2 separate regions of the Homo sapiens genome follow, and region 2 is linked to region 1. A link is a loop called in an ENCODE intact Hi-C map of the cell type or tissue named here. Cell type or tissue: natural killer cell. All regions are shown on one strand. Each heading gives the region's core, and the rest is flanking DNA. Links, peaks and the distances in the headings are about the cores only.

What was found. A loop is a pair of places that touch in the nucleus more often than their neighbours do. Peaks named below come from ENCODE experiments on the same cell type or tissue, not always from the same donor. Only the 100,000 strongest peaks of a DNase experiment are listed, where the experiment ranks them.
Region 2: it touches region 1 in a loop (2.0-fold over the local background); 2 of 110 quality-filtered maps call a loop at or near these places.

The regions. Positions count from the first base shown.
Region 1 is chr5:108,759,208-108,762,135 of GRCh38, reverse strand. The region is part of intron 1 of FER (FER tyrosine kinase); the gene reads right to left. Among named protein-coding and RNA genes, the nearest start is that of FER, 13 kb to the right of the region's middle. In natural killer cell, for the core only: no CTCF peak of the experiment used is centred there; a DNase peak (open chromatin) is centred at 1,435.
Region 2 is chr5:108,701,751-108,704,678 of GRCh38, reverse strand. No RefSeq gene overlaps it. Among named protein-coding and RNA genes, the nearest start is that of LINC01023, 25 kb to the left of the region's middle. In natural killer cell, for the core only: no CTCF peak of the experiment used is centred there; a DNase peak (open chromatin) is centred at 1,168.

The DNA of each region.
Region 1 (2,928 bases), core at 233-2,732:
CAAGACCAGCCTGACCAACATGGTAAAACCCTGTCTGCATTAAAAATACAAAAAAAAATTAGCCAGGTGTGGAGGCACACACCTATAGTCCCAGCTACTTGGGAGGCTGAGGCAGGAGAATCGCTTGAACCCAGGAGGCCAAGGTTGCAGTGAGCTGAGATCATGCCACTGCACTCCAGCCTGGGTGGCAAAGTGAGACTCCATCTTAAAAAAATAATAATAATAATAATTATACTAGAAATAAGGTAATACAAGTTACACTTCTAAAATGTGGGACTGAGTCAATAACAGAAAGTGAAGGAAACTTGGTAATCCTCTACTTTAGGGTAAGAAGTCAGCAATTCTTAATAAGCAAAATAGCTGGTAAATTGCTGTTCTCATAAATCAGACAAGTATATCTTGTTTTATTGCACTTCGACTTTCTGCACTTCACAAATATTCCCTTTTTTACAAATTGAAGGTCTATTATAATCCTGCACTGAGCAACTCTATTGGCACCATTTTTCCAAAGCATATACACATTTCACGCCTCTGTGTTACATTTGGTGATTCTTACAATATTTCAAACTTTTTCATTATTATCTTTTATGGTCATCTGTGATCAGTGATCTTTGATATTACTATCTTAATTGTTTTGGGGCACCAAGAACCACACTCATATATAACGGTGAACTTAACTGATAAGTGTTATGTGTGTTTTGACTGCTCTACTGACCAGCCATTCTCTACTCCCTCTCCTTCTTCTTGGACTTCCCTGTTCCATGAGACACAACAATTTGATATTAGGCCAATTAATAATCCTTCAAAGGCCTCTAAGTGTTCAAATAAAAGGAATAGTTGCACATCCCTCATTTTAAATTAAAAGCTAAATTAAGCTTAGTGAGGAAGGCATGTTGAAAGCCAAAATAGGCCAGGTGCAGTGGCTCACACCTGTAATCCCAGCACTTTGGGAGGCCGAGGTGGGGGGACCACGAGGCCAGGGGTTCGAGACCAGCCTGACAAACATGGTGAAACCCCATCTCTACTGAAAATACAAAAATTAGCTGGCGTGGTGGCGGGCACCTGTAATCCCAGCTACTCAGGAGGCTGAGGCAGGAGAATTGCTTGAACCCAGGAGGCGGAAGTTGCAGTGAGCAGAGATCGTGCCACTGCACTCCAGCCTGGGCAACAGAGCGAGACTCCATCTCAAAAAAAAAAAGAAAAGAAAAGAAAGCCAAAATAAGCTGAACCTCTTGAACCAAACACCCACATTGTAAAAGCAAAGGAAAAGTTATTGAAGAAAATTAAAAGTGCTCCTCCAGTGAACACGCAAATGACAAGAAAGCAAAACAGCCTTATTGCTGATATAAAGAAAGTTTCAGTAGTCTAGATAGATCAAACCAGCCACAAAATTTCCTCAAGCCAAGGCCTAACCCAGAACAAGGCCTTAACTCTCTTCAATTCTATGAAGTCTGGGTGAGGTGAGGAAGCTTCAGAAGACAACTCTGAAACTAGCAGAGATTGATTCATGAGGCTGAAGGAAAGAGGCTATCTCAACATAAAAGTGCAAGGTGAAGCAGCAAGTGGTGATGTACAAGTTGCAGCAAGTTATCCAAAACTCTAGCCAAGATCACTGATGAATTTGGCTACACTAAACAACAGATTTTCAGTGTATATGAAACAGCCTTATATAGAAAGAAAATGTCATCTGGGACTTTCATAGCTACAGAAGAAAAGTTAATGCGTGACTTCAAAGCTTCAAAGGACAGACTGACTCTTGTTATGGGCTAATGCAGCTGGTGACTTTAAGTTGAACCCAATGCTCATTGCCCATTCTAAATATTGCAGAGTCCATAAGAATGATACTAAATCTACTCTGCTTGTGCTATAGGAATGAAAACACAAAGGCTGTATGACAGCACATCTGTTTACAGCATGGTTTACTGAATATTTTAAGCCCATTGTTCAGACCTACTGCTCAGAAAAAAAAAAAAAAAACAGAAGACTGCTTTCAAAATATTATTGATCATCAACAATGCACCTGGTCACCCAAAAACTCTGATGGAGATGTACTAGAGTAATGTTGTTTTTGTGACTGCTAACGCAACATCCATTCTGCCATATTGGCTAAGCAAAAATCTTATTCCACTGCCAGGGCAAAAAATCCTTGTCATATCTATCCAGTGAAATATACCTGTATTATGGATGAGATATCTCTGTGGGCTGTTTCCCCTTTTTCCCTCTTCCAGTTGCTATAGTTTGAATGTGTGCTCTCCATAATTCATGTATTGAAAACTTCCCCAGGGTCATTGTATTGGAAGGTGTGGACTTTTGGAAGGTGTTTAGGTCTCAAACCTAAACCTAAACCATGATGGTGGAGTCCTCATGAATGGATTAATGCTGGTACAAAAAGAGCTTGCAGGAATGTGTTCTCTTCTCTTCTGCCATGTGAGGACACACAGTTCATCCCTCTCTTGCCCTTCGGCTTTCTGCCATGTGAGGACACAGCAAGAAGGCCCTCATGAGATGTCTACACCTTGACTTTGAAATTTCCAGCCTCTAGAACTGTGAGAGAATAAATTTCTATTATTTTTAAATTACTCAGTCTGTGGTATTCTGTTATAGAAGCACAAAATGGACTAAGACAGAAACTGGTACCAGAGAAGTGGCATGTTGCTATAACAAATACCTAAAAATGTGGAAGCAGCTCTGGAATTGGGTAATGGGTAGAAGCTATAACAGTTCTGAAGATGAATGCTAGAAAAAGCCTGTGTTGCCATGAACAGAATATTGGTAGACATATGAACAGTAAAGGCTATTCTGATGAGGTCTCAGACAGAAATGAGAACAAAGTATTGGAAACTGGGGGAAAGGCCATCCTTGTTATAAAGTGATTAAGCACTTGCCTGAATTATGTCCATGTCCAGGACTTTACAGCAGGCAGAACTT
Region 2 (2,928 bases), core at 228-2,727, 57 kb after region 1:
GTACAGATGGGGTATCACAATCCTGGGCTCAAGTGATCCTCCCATCTTAGCCTCCCAAATGCTGGGATTACAGGTATGAGGCACTGTGCCTAGCGCAAGGTTGTGATTTTTAATTTATTTAATTTATTTTTTGTGCAATAAATATCTATAGGCTGCATGTTCCTAGTAATAAACAATGAAGTTTTAAATTGCTGACATAATTTGCTTTCCTAATGCTGAGATGTTTACTTTCATCAAAAGATCTGAAGAAAAAATAATTTCTATGCTACTGTGTAATATTATCTTAAATATTTGTTTTATTAAATTAAAATTAATTTTTAACAAAATAATATTAAATACTAGCAAATATGTTCTTCAATGCCATCTAAAGATTATTTCTATTATACTAAGAAAATAATACAAGTTACAGTCTTCCTTACACCTTAAAATAATTTAAAATCACTTTAGAAAGAATAGATAAATACATATCAAAAATTTAAATTACAATTAGAGTACAAGACAGAACAGTATCTAAAAATTCCTAAAACAGTAATTTTGAATGTGTATGAAAAATGTATGAAGAATGTATTAGTCAGGGCTCAACAGAGAAATAGAATATATGTGCGCGTATGTGTGTTTATGTGTGATATATATATGTGTGTGTGTGTGTGTGTGTGTGTGTGTGTGTGATATATATATATATATATATATATATAGACAGAGAGGGAGAGATAGAGAGAGATTGATTTTAAAGAATTGGCTGAAATGATTATGGAGTTTTGAAGGCTGGCAAGCCCAAAATCTGGAGGGTAGGCTGGCAGACTGGACACCCAGAGAAGAGTTGCAATTGGAGTCAGAAGACATTCTGCTGGTAAAATTCCCTCTGCTTCAGGGGAAGTCAGTCTTTTTTCTCTAAAGGGTTTTTCAACTGATTGGATGAGGCTGACCCACATTATGGAGGATAATCTGCTTTACTGGAAGTCTGCCAATTTACATATTAATTTCATCCAAAAGTACTTTCATAGAAGCATCTAGAATAATATTTGACCAAATATATGGGTACCGTAGCCTAGCCAAGTTGACACATAAAATTAATCACCACAAAGATCTCACATATGGTGAAGTGTGAAAAAGCGTAGTGTGGAGAGTAAATGCCATCTATCATCGAGAGAAAGGAAGAGGGAGGGTGTCATGGAAACGGTGTGGCTTATGCTGTGCCTAGGGATAGGTGACGATGACAAGAGCATCTGTCTTTCTCACCATTCAGATAGTGAATGACAGGGATGTAGGTAAGTATGCTGCTAGCAAGGAAGATTCTTCCAGCTCTTTCTTCCCACATCATTCTCAGTGAGTGGCCACTTACCTTCCCTATGAGCCCATCTGAAACCTAATTAATTACTTTAGATGAACTTAGACCTATTACAAATCTTTTAGAACAAAACAAGACGTTATTAAGCCAAGATAAACACAGCTAACATTTATTGAGTACTTCTTATATGTATAGCCACTGAACTAAGTGTATTATCTAATTTAATGAACACAAGACACAACAATGTAAAATAGGTGCTACCGTTACCCCCACTTTATTGATGCAGAAGACTGAAGCTCAGAGAGGTTAAGTCATTTGCCCTAAATTACACAGCTAAGTCCAGGAGAAGCCAGGATTTAAATCTAGGCCTGCTTGATGTAAGAACTCATGATTTTCACCACCAAACTGGATATTAAAAAAAAGAGGAAAAAAGTGCTAACAAGGTAAGAAATTGCCAATGGTTTAAATTTATCTTTGTTTGGATTCTCCCCAAAGCAAACTTGAGATAACGTTTTGAATGTACGTAAACTCATCTGAGATGTTATTCTGGGAAACACAGTGAGGGTGTGAGGAGGTAGACAGAGAAGGGAGGGCAGCTGACAAAAAGAGTATTAACCAATACATCACTATGTAAGCTCAGTGCCCTGGAACTCTCCAAGAGACTGCAGAACATGGCTCAGAACTGACCTACCAAGGGCAAGGAAGCCGGCATTTATTTATTTATTTATTTATTTATTTAGAGATGGAGTCTTGCTCTGTCACCCTGCTGGAGTGCAGTGGTGCCGTCTTGGCTCACTGCAAGCTCCACCTCCCGGGTTCACTCCATTCTCCTGCCTCAGCCTCCCGAGTAGCTGGGACTACAGGTGCCCTCCACCACGCCCGGCTAATTTTTTTTTGTATTTTTAGTAGAGACGGAGTTTAACCGTGTTAGCCAGGATGGTCTCGATCTCCTGACCTCGTGATCTGCCGACCTTGGCCTCCCAAAGTGCTGGGATTATAGGCGTGAGCCACCGCGCCCGGCCGGAAGTTGGCATTTTAATCCACCGTTGTTCCTAAAGATGTTCATTCCACACTTTTACACTGTTGGTGGGAATATAAATTAGTTCAACCATTGTGGAAGATAGTGTGGCGATTCTTCAAGGATCTAGAACCAGAAATACCATTTGACCCAGCAATCCCATTATTGGGTATATACCCAAAGGCATGTAAGTCATTCTACCACAAAGACACACGCACACTTATGTTTATTGCAGTACTGTTTACAATAGCAAAGACATGAAACCAACCCAAATGCCCATCAATGATAGACTGGACAAAGAAAATTCCATATACACTATGGAATACTATGCACATAAAAGGAATGAGATTACGTTCCTTGCAGGGACATGGATGAAGCTGGAAGCCATCATTCTCAGCAAACTAACACAGGAACAGAAAACCAAACACCGCATGTTATCACTCATAAGGTGGGAGCTGAACAATGAGAACATATGGACACCGCGGGGAACAACACACAACAGGGCCTATTAGGGGATGGGGGACAAGGGGAGGAAACCTAGATGATGGGTCAATAGGTGCAGCAAACTACCATGGTGCACGTATACCTGTGTAACAAAATTGCACGTTCTGCACATGTATCC